Linked DNA regions of Homo sapiens: region 1 is linked to region 2. A link is a contact called in ENCODE Hi-C or POLR2A ChIA-PET data. All regions are on one chromosome and are shown on one strand. The core of a region is the stretch at or near the end of the contact, and the rest is flanking DNA. Distances in the headings are between cores, read along the strand shown. Region 1 has its middle 130 kb from the start of LINC02821. Region 2 has its middle 160 kb from the start of MYRFL.

Region 1 (4,658 bases), core at 1,341-3,840, 62 kb after region 2:
TGGGAAAATATGGAGGATCCCTAACCCAATTTTGGGCAGGTGTGAGGGTGGGGATGGTACAGCAAAGGCTTTCTGGAGAAAATGATGCTTGCGCTGAAAGATAAGTCTGGATTGCCCAGACAGACAATAGAATAATGTTCCAGAAAAGGCAAACAGTGCTTGCAAAAGTTCACAGCAATGTGTTATTGGTGAATTATAAGTAATTTAGGGCCAGGTTCAGGACAGGGAAGGAAGTGAAAAATGAACTGAAAAAATGAGCAGATGTTGAGAGGTTTTGCATCAGGTGAGAATTTGTTCTTTATCATCAGGTCCTTCTGCACTAACCCAGGTTAAAAGGATTGATGACAGACAGTGGAAAGAAGAGGGACTTTTGGAGTCAGACAACTTGAGTTTGAAACTTGGTCTTGCCACTAGTTTGTAATCTCGGTCAAAATTTCTTGGCCTCTCTAAGCCCTAGTTGCTTTAGCAATACAAAAGGTAATAATGTGCTCTAAAGGATTATCATTAGGGTTAAATAATACATGTAGCATCAGCACATTGCATGATGCCATGTTAAATCTCAACTATTATAAAACAAATTGCTGTAATCAAGAATATCCACACAGAGCTTTGAGTCACATACTTAAGTGAACACAAACTAGAATCTTGTTACCAGAGAGACATTTGTCTGCCTGAACCTGTTTGGATCTTTTTGTTTTGTTTATTTGGCACTGTGTTTTTAATGGTGGTGTATATTTCACAATTTGGTGCTATATCACTGCTTAATAAATGAGTTATCTAGAGTGAATTATTATGTCTTCAGACTTAATCATGCTTCATTTCCTTCATGCCATAGAATTTTTGAGCTAAAAGAGGTTACAGAACTAATCTCTGGAAGCTGGAGAAAAAGCACAATGTTGGAATAGAAATATGTGCTAAGAGCAAACAAATTGAGTATCCATCAGGAGGGAAATAGTTAAATAAACTTATATTTCTATGCTACGAAATACTATGCACCAGCTAAAAGGAATGAGATTGCTCGCTGTGTACTGACATAGCTAGAGCTCCAAAACCTATTGTCAAATGAAAAGCAGGCTGCATAAAGATATCTTCAAAATGACATTATTTTCATACAAAAATATACACACTTGTATAAGTAACATTATATTACTTCTATATGTGCTTATATATGCTTTCTAGGTTACATGTATATAAACACATAGAAAAACTTGAAGTATATACACTAAAATTATAAGTGGCTATTTATTGTCACTTGAGAAAGTTTGTTGGGGCAAGGGGGTAGTATTCCAAGGAGACATTAGCCTTTCAGAAACATTTAAATTTTTTACAGATAATATACTCTTGCTGTTTGTGTAATTCAACATTTGTTTTCAAAAAAGAAACATGGAAAGAGCAAGGGCTTTGAGGCTGGCTGAAACTGGCTCAAACCCTGGCCTCAGCAGCTTGTTAACTCTATGACTTTTGGGAAAACATGACCCCTCTGTCTCAGTTCCTTCATCAGCAAGATGAGGATAGAGCACCTGTCTTGCAGGTTTGCTGCAACAACTGAAAGTAAACCTCCTTGTACATTATTAGCATTCTGTGCATTAGTGGTTTCTTTCCCCTGTGCTGAATGCAATGGCTTTTTTCTTCTTTCTTTAAAAAAAATTTTTTTTTTTTTACAAAATAGGAAACCAAATACAAAGTGGCTAAGTCACTTCCACAAAGCCATACAGCAGTTTAATGTGAGAGCAAGGGGTATAATCCATGTGTCCCACATTATAATAAAGTCAGCATTACACTCTATGGGGCTTTGGGTTATGATGTGTATATGGCTGTTTATAGTAGTAGTTCCAAAGCTCAGATTCCAGGTGGCAGGTTTATTTGCTGATTTGTCATGCAGAGTACCAGATTCTGGGCTTGGGCAACTGTTGAACAAAACAAACCAAGAAAGGCCAGGCAAGGTGTGTTGGGTAGACCTCCGAGGTTATATCTGGCATGACTGTTCTTTTGACCTTGCTGTCAAGGAAATCTAGCAGTAGATATCAGGGGCCTCACTACAAGAAAAACATTGGTATCAGGCAATAAACTAGTTAGCACGAAAGGATGTGGGGTCAAAAATGGACATCTGACATTCTTTTTGACCACCTAGAATCTGAACCCTCTTCCTATGTTTGGGTAATTTTTCGACTTTATGAGGCAGAGATTGACACCCACTATATTAGTTGAAAATGACAGCTAATTTTCCAGCTGCCTTTGCAGCTAGGATATAGTCAGATGGCCTAGGCTCTAGCAATCAGAAGTACCTTCCTTATCAGAGTCCACTTTCTTTAGAATGACAGGGATTATTTGCAGGCCTATGGTGAGTACCCACCAAGGGCTTTTATTACTAATTTTAACTGAAGCCCTGAATTTTAATTTTAACTGTATTTTAATTCTAAACTATTTCGTGAATGCAAAACAAAGGGGATTTTGCTTTCTGATGCCATTGCATAGGAGCAAGATGCTCTATCAGACTCTATGCAATGGCACTCTGTGCCATTGTATGCAGTTCAATGATCTTTACCCAGATGAAACCACACCGGAGGAGGTTACAACTCCTGCTCCAGGAAAGAAGGTGTATTTCCTGGGAACCTCTAAGAACTGGTTGAACCTGCTGGTTGACTTTCTTGGAAGAATGAATGACTAAGTGAACATTTTCATATTTCTCCCCTTTTTGTGCTTTGTAATTGCTGCTTGTCCAAAGTGCCTGAAGACTCTGCTTTCTGGACTAGGGCATGAGAACTTACTTCAGTGCCTATGTAGGACTGCAAGCTAAGCTGCTGCATCTTAGCCTTTAATAGGCATCCCAACTACTTGTAACATGCTAGAACTGTGTGGCTCCTTTCTGTCCTGCAGAAAAGAAGGACTCATGTCTGACACCTCTGAGGCCTCAGCCTCACCCATTTCCTGTTTCGATACCACTAACACCATCAGTTCTATATTGGCTCCCAGTGGCTTTACATACGTATATCTCACCCCAAGCTGCACCATACGCCTCTCACCTCCCACCCTAGGGAGGTGTTAGTGCTAAGATATGGAAGCCACAGATGCTGCTTATGGCCTACACATGTGAAACCCTGAAGGGCAGGGAGTTAGTATCCCATGAGGTAAACTTTTGATTTTAAAAAGTCAGCTGGTACATAAGTTCTTCCCCTTTTCTCCCTCTAGATGGACTTTTTTGAGATGCAGTTTATGTGACTTCTTGCTGGACGATCCTGTGATTTTTTTCAGTAAGTCTCAGTAGCTTCACACTTGATCATGTGGTCTCATATTGGCTTCCCCTTTCCTCCTTCTCTCCCGTTGTTTTCTCATACCTGGAAATGCATCTCCTAATAGAGTAGAAGTATTATACCATAAGCTCATTGTCTCAGGCTCTGTTTTCTGGGTAACCCAAGCTAAGGCAATACCACATAATTCTATAAACAAAATTAGGCCAGTTTTGCCATCTTTGGGAGTTTTTCCTCACTTGGGAATCCTTTCTGAGTTTTCACTCAGTTATATCCTAAATGTGTGACTTTGGGAAATTTGCTTAAGCTCTCTGACCCTCACATTCTTCAAGATAACATAATAATGATGCTTGTTTCATGAAAGAAGGGATTAAAAGAAGACTGAAGATCACTTAGTACAGTGCCTGACATGTAACAAATGCTCATTAAATGTTATTATTATTATTATAAAATCAATCATATGTGCAACTTGATGAAGCCCTGGGGGATGAAAAAGGGGGGCTCATTGGCAGACAATTTAAGCAGCTTGGAAACGTATGTTGGCATACCTGTGAGCACATATGATAATATTGCATAATGAATCCTCTAAGTTCCATTCTATTGTCAAAAAAATTTGTTTCAGAAATGGAGCTACAACTTATTCCAGAGTTAGACTTTTGTGGCCATGGTGAACACGATCCTTTTAAATAGAGAGAAGGGCCTGGGTAAGTTTAAACTGAATTAGGTTCTCAGTTCTCCCAGGCTTTGACTTTGTCATCTGTCACTTCCCTCTCAAAGGGCTGGCAAAGCCCAGGGCAGTTCAGGATTCTCTCATCTGAAGTTCTGTCCGTCGATTCTGAGGGGAGTCTGGGGCTGCTGACAGTAGATGGCCTGCCTCTCACATCTCACTATTCTTTGATCTCACAGTTACAATTGTGTTGCTTTTGGTTTTTACTTGCTGATGAAGAGTTTTTTATTATTTTTTATATATATATTTTTTATTATACTTTAAGTTCTAGGGTACATGTGCACAAGGTGCAGGTTTGTTACATATGTATACATGTGCCATGTTGGTGTGCTGCACCCATTAATTCATCATTTACATTAGGTATATCTCCTAATGCTATCCCTCCCCCCTCCCCCCACCCCACAACAGGCCCCGGTGTGTGATGTTCCCCTTCCTGTGCCCAAGTGCTCTCATTGTTCAATTCCCACCTATGAGTGAGAACATGCGGTGTTTGGTTTTTTGTCCTTGTGATAGTTTGCTGAGAATGATGGTTTCCGGCTTCATCCATGTCCCTACAAGTTTCAGTAGCTGATTCGATCAGCTGGAAGAAAGGGTATCAGTGATTGAAGATCAAATGAATGAAATGAAGCGAGAAGAGAAGTTTAGAGAAAAAAGAATAAAAAGAAACTAACAAAGCCTCCAAG
Region 2 (4,827 bases), core at 313-2,812:
CCACAAAGATTTGAAATGTGGACTCTGCTCTTCCACTTTTATTAGCAGTGTTGTGACATTGCACAATTTACTTAACATACCCTAAGCCTATTTCTTCATCTGTAAAGTGGGAATGATAATAACACCAATTTCTTTTTTTAGATAGACTGGATTATCTAAAAATGATAGACTGGATTAAGAAAATGTGGCACATATACACCATGGAATACTATGCAGCCATAAAAAATGATGAGTTCATGTCCTTTGTAGGGACATGGATGAAATTGGAAATCATCATTCTCAGTAAACTATCGCAAGAACAAAAAACCAAACACCGCATATTCTCACTCATGGGTGGGAATTGAACAATGAGATCACATGGACACGTGGAGGGGAATATCACACTCTGGGGACTGTGGTGGGGTGGGGGGAGTGGGGAGGGATAGCATTGGGAGATATACCTAAGGCTAGATGACGAGTTAGTGGGTGCAGCGCACCAGCATGGCACATGTATACATATGTAACTAACCTGCACAATGTGCACATGTACCCTAAAACTTAAAGTATAAAAAATAAATAAATAAATAAAGTTATTGGCATGGAAATGAGAAAAAAAAATTTTAAATTATACTTTATGTTCTGGGATACACGTGCAGAATGTGCAGGTTTGTTACATAGGTATACAGGTACCATGGTAGTTTGCTGCACCCGTCAACCTGTCATCTACATTAGGTATTTCTCCTAATGCTATCCCTCCCTAAGCCCCCAACCCCGACAGGCCCCGGTGTGCGATGTTCCCCTCCCTGTGTTCATGAATAACACCAATTTCTATAAGCAAAGAGTCTGAATGGGTGCATGCTCATACTATTATTACCCTTTAGCAATAGTATTAGTACTATTATTAATATTCATTAACTGTAGCCTAAATGAACAAAAAGAAAACACACACAGTTGGAGGCATGGGGCAAAGGAGAGTACTCAGGTGAAAGAAGCACTTATTGAAGCTAACTGAAATTTAGCTTGTTTTTACTTATGTAATGCCAGCTGAATTAGATTATCTCTTTTTCCTTTGCTGAATTGCCGGAATAATTTGGTGCTGTGTGAAAAAAAAAATGCAAGTATAGTGCCCTGTCATTTTTGTTAAAGAAAACAGTTTTGAAAGTTAAGCAAAGTAAACATTTTGCAAAGTTAACTGAAGCAAAATCAGTTTATTTCTGATTTCCAGAGGCAAGTAAATGATGACATGTGATGGACTCCTCACTAAACTATGGGTCATGAAATTCAGGATTTATGTTCACTTTCACCACTAATTGATTGAGTGCATTCTTTTTAACCTCTGGAGAATTGTAGCAGTGGCACTTGCCACATTTCCTACTGAAGTATTTTGCAGATTAGGTCAAATTCTTAAAGTACTAGCACTTTAATGAAACGTACTTGCTCAAAGATTAGGAAAAGCAATGGAGAAGCTGTTTCTTGATTTTATAAAGAATCCAGGAAGTGTTTGAAATACAGTTGGATTTCAACAGATCTTGATTGTGACCTTCCAGAGAGGCATTCATAGGTCTGGAATTTCCCAGGATGCTTTGCCAGGAATTAGTGTTGAATTACCAGAAAATCAGTATGACACGTAGCACACACTTATCTAGATAGTAAGTCAGCACACACACACACACACACACATTCACACACACCTTTCATTGTTGGTGGAGCTGCAATTCAGGAGAAAAGGGAGTGTCCCAAGCAGAGATGGAAATGATTCATTTTATAAGTTGTTCTATAAAATGGTCGCTAGCTGGAAATATACCTTTATTCATAATAAAATGCAAATTCCTTAGATTCTGTACTGTCTTTCATATTTATTTTATCTTATTTTAGATTTATTTTCATAACTCCCCATGCAATTCTCTCAGCGCTTTCTAGTGTCTCATTAATATAAACTATGCTCAATCTAAATCATCTCCATTATTTTCCTCCATTTTCTTTTCTTTCATTCCGTGTGTATGTCCTTGGCAACTTCTCTTTAGCATGAGTCTTCTTTAGAGATTCAAACCTATAGTCCTTTTCTGATAGCACGGATGACATCTCCGTAAATCTGGTCAGGAATCACTCCATATTGTGTCTGAGGATTTCTTTTTTGTCCCTGGGTCTGCATGTTTCCACAGTCAGACTTTCTGTGCCTGGCTGAAAGCCCAAGATATTTAGACTCTCTGGTAAAATAAATCCTTTCCATTTCTGGTTAGTATACTCCCTGAAAATCCATGTGCTACAAGAGAATCCTAGGGTTAAAAATTCAGAGAGCTGCGGGGAGGGGAGAGACAGGGAGGGAAGCCTGGGAAAAGCAGATAGAAAACTTTTGGCTCTTCATCTGGGCTGAGTTACTTAATCACTCTACCTTCGACCAGATCCTCAAGAAACTTCCTGGACTCTCTCAGGAAGCAGATTACTCTATCTGAATGAAATCTTCCGTGGGAAATAAATTGCACAAAGAGAGAAGAAGAAAAAAAAAATGTTTCAAGCTCCCGTATGTATATTTCAAGTGATTTATCCTCTCCCCAGAATTCTTGAGCTTCTTTATTCCCGGGGTTTATTTTGTTTAAAATAACATTCCAGTGACTACCCATAATTCAGCAACCTAGATTCTGTCCAATTTCAGATTAAATAGGTAGCAACTGTCAGACACCATAGTGGAGTTTTCCTGTTTCTTCAAGGGAAAGTGAGGAGTGACTCAAGTATCTTTTCATTTAAATTACCTCAAACTTGGACAAAGCTTATGAAATCCTCTATTTGTCACAAGGTTCAGAGTGCTCAGTAGTAACCTGGATGTATTCTGTTGTGTCTGTTTAGGATCAGTTACAATAATTACGACCCGCCCTCCATATCTGACAGAAAAGTCTATGGGCTCTTTCTCCTTCTCGCTGTCTCCTCGTGTGTGTGTGTGTGTATGTGTGTGTACAGAGGAACACTTAGATGACTTCTTCTCTCACTAACAATTCTATCCACACTTGAAGGCCTTTATGGAGTTTCTCATTGCTGACTACTCCTCAAGGGAGGAAGGTGGAAGGGATGGGATGTTGGTGGGAAGAGTCATGTATGGGAGGAGAGGCTGACATACTTTGAGGGCTGCTGTGTGCCTGCACTACTCTGGCCATAGAAGGTGGAGGCTGAGTTTGTGTTTGCTCCTGTTTCTGCCACTTATTAGGCATGTGAATTTGGGCAAGTTAGCTAACTTCTCTAAGCCCCAGTTTCCTCATCTGTAAAATGCAGACACTTGTGGGATCATATCTAACACTTTTTGAGCACTTTTTGTGCTAGGCACTGTTCTAAGTGCTCATGTGCCCACAGCAACCCTATGAGGTATTAGAGATAAAATAGAGAATTCAAGGAAAGTGCTTAGCAAATAAATGTTCAGTAATAGTTAGCAATTATCATTAGAATATATTTTATATTATTGTGTAATATACCTTATCTATAATATAATCTATCTTATTTAATTTTCTCAAAACCCCTATACAGTTGGTATTATCATCCCTTTTTTTTTTTTTTTTTTTTTTTTTACTATGAGGAAACTAAAGGAAGTTAAATAACTTACACAGATTTGCTTAGCGGCTAAGAGATAAAATAGGAGGACTCAAATTCAGGTCCTCGTAAATTCAAACTTGTTCTTTTTTCCCCAGTTTTGAAAAAAAATTGCCCATTGATTATATAGAAACATTGTCTTCTGCACTGCGGCTGCAGAGTTTCTTGTCTATGATCCTGCTTCTCAGGACTGAACTTGGTCCCAACAGCTTTGTCGAGAAAAGGGGTCGGCATTCTGGGGCACATGTGCTTGGGTGGCATTTGAGAGTATTTCCACAGATGGGTTTAGCTATTGCTGTCATTATATACCCATCCCCAACTCCTTACCCAAGAGTGCTTCTGAGACCACCACCACCATCTTGTCCTGACTAGTCCTTGCTCATTTTCCAGGTCCTGGTTCAAACATCATGCCTTGGGGTCCCCTTCCTTGAACACTGACCTTCTATTCTTTTAGTCATTCAATTAGAAGATATTTTAAGAGGTCCTACTATGTGTCAGGTACTCTTCTAGAAGCTAGAGTACAGTATTAAACAAAGCAGACAAAATGCCCTGGCCTCATGGTACTCTCATTCTTAAGTAAGTTTCCCCATGTCATCCTGAAATTCTTGCTCATACACCATTGCATGCTTTTGGTTATTTATTTGTAAGATTTTGAATTAATGTCATTATTCCCCACTAATTTCTAAATACAAAGAAGGCACAGATCATAGGAGATTTTTCTCTGTTAACACAGAGCTTTGCACTTAATCGGCACCCATAAATATTTGTTGAATAACTGACTAGCCATGAAGCACATCGATTCATCCTTCTTCTAAAGAGCCCTGGCATAGGGCATTCTCAGCACCAACTCCTAGGGTTTCCTCAGGTGCTGTGAGCTCGGGCAGTGAGCCTTGGAACCAGACACAAAAGGTCCATAGTCTAAAAGGAGAGGGTTCCCTATTGTGACCTACCTTGTGTAAATGGTTTCTGCCCTGGGGATGTGGAAACAGGAATCTTTGCATAGTGCTCATGGAGGTACAGACTGTTGCAGCCATTTTGGTAAGCAATCTTGTAGAATTTAGTCAAATTAAGTAAGCATACATCCAGTGTTCCAACTATATCCCTCCTGGGTATGTATCCCATGGATATTCTCACCCAAGTGCATAAAAGGACATATATAAAAATGTTAATTTCAATATTTGTGGGTGTCTTCCATCACTGGAAAAGCAGATGGGTAAATATTGTGGGGCACACAATTGGGTATTAAGCAGCGATTAGGAACAATGGGTTAGT

Evidence for each region. Hi-C counts contacts between places; a loop is a spot of excess contacts on that map. ChIA-PET counts read pairs that join two places held with the same protein, here RNA polymerase II (POLR2A). Pooled maps may share reads with other maps.
Region 1: a loop to region 2 is called in a map of PC-9, with 11 times the contacts of the local background. The contact joins two enhancer-like sites. A Hi-C loop is called at or near these places in 8 of 168 maps with a recorded cell type or tissue (Calu3, MCF 10A, PC-9 and 4 more) and 7 of 50 pooled maps. POLR2A ChIA-PET finds 5 or more read pairs at or near these places in 2 of 52 experiments (AG04450 and WTC11).

What each region holds. Positions count from the first base shown.
Region 1 is chr12:70,047,186-70,051,843 of GRCh38, forward strand. No RefSeq gene overlaps it. Among named protein-coding and RNA genes, the nearest start is that of LINC02821, 130 kb to the right of the region's middle. Within about 2 kb of position 2,591, at least 5 of the 41 ENCODE cell types and tissues checked have a DNase peak (open chromatin) inside an H3K27ac peak, as active enhancers do; they include PC-9, where a contact is called at or near this core.
Region 2 is chr12:69,986,374-69,991,200 of GRCh38, forward strand. No RefSeq gene overlaps it. Among named protein-coding and RNA genes, the nearest start is that of MYRFL, 160 kb to the left of the region's middle. Within about 2 kb of position 1,563, at least 12 of the 41 ENCODE cell types and tissues checked have a DNase peak (open chromatin) inside an H3K27ac peak, as active enhancers do; they include PC-9, where a contact is called at or near this core.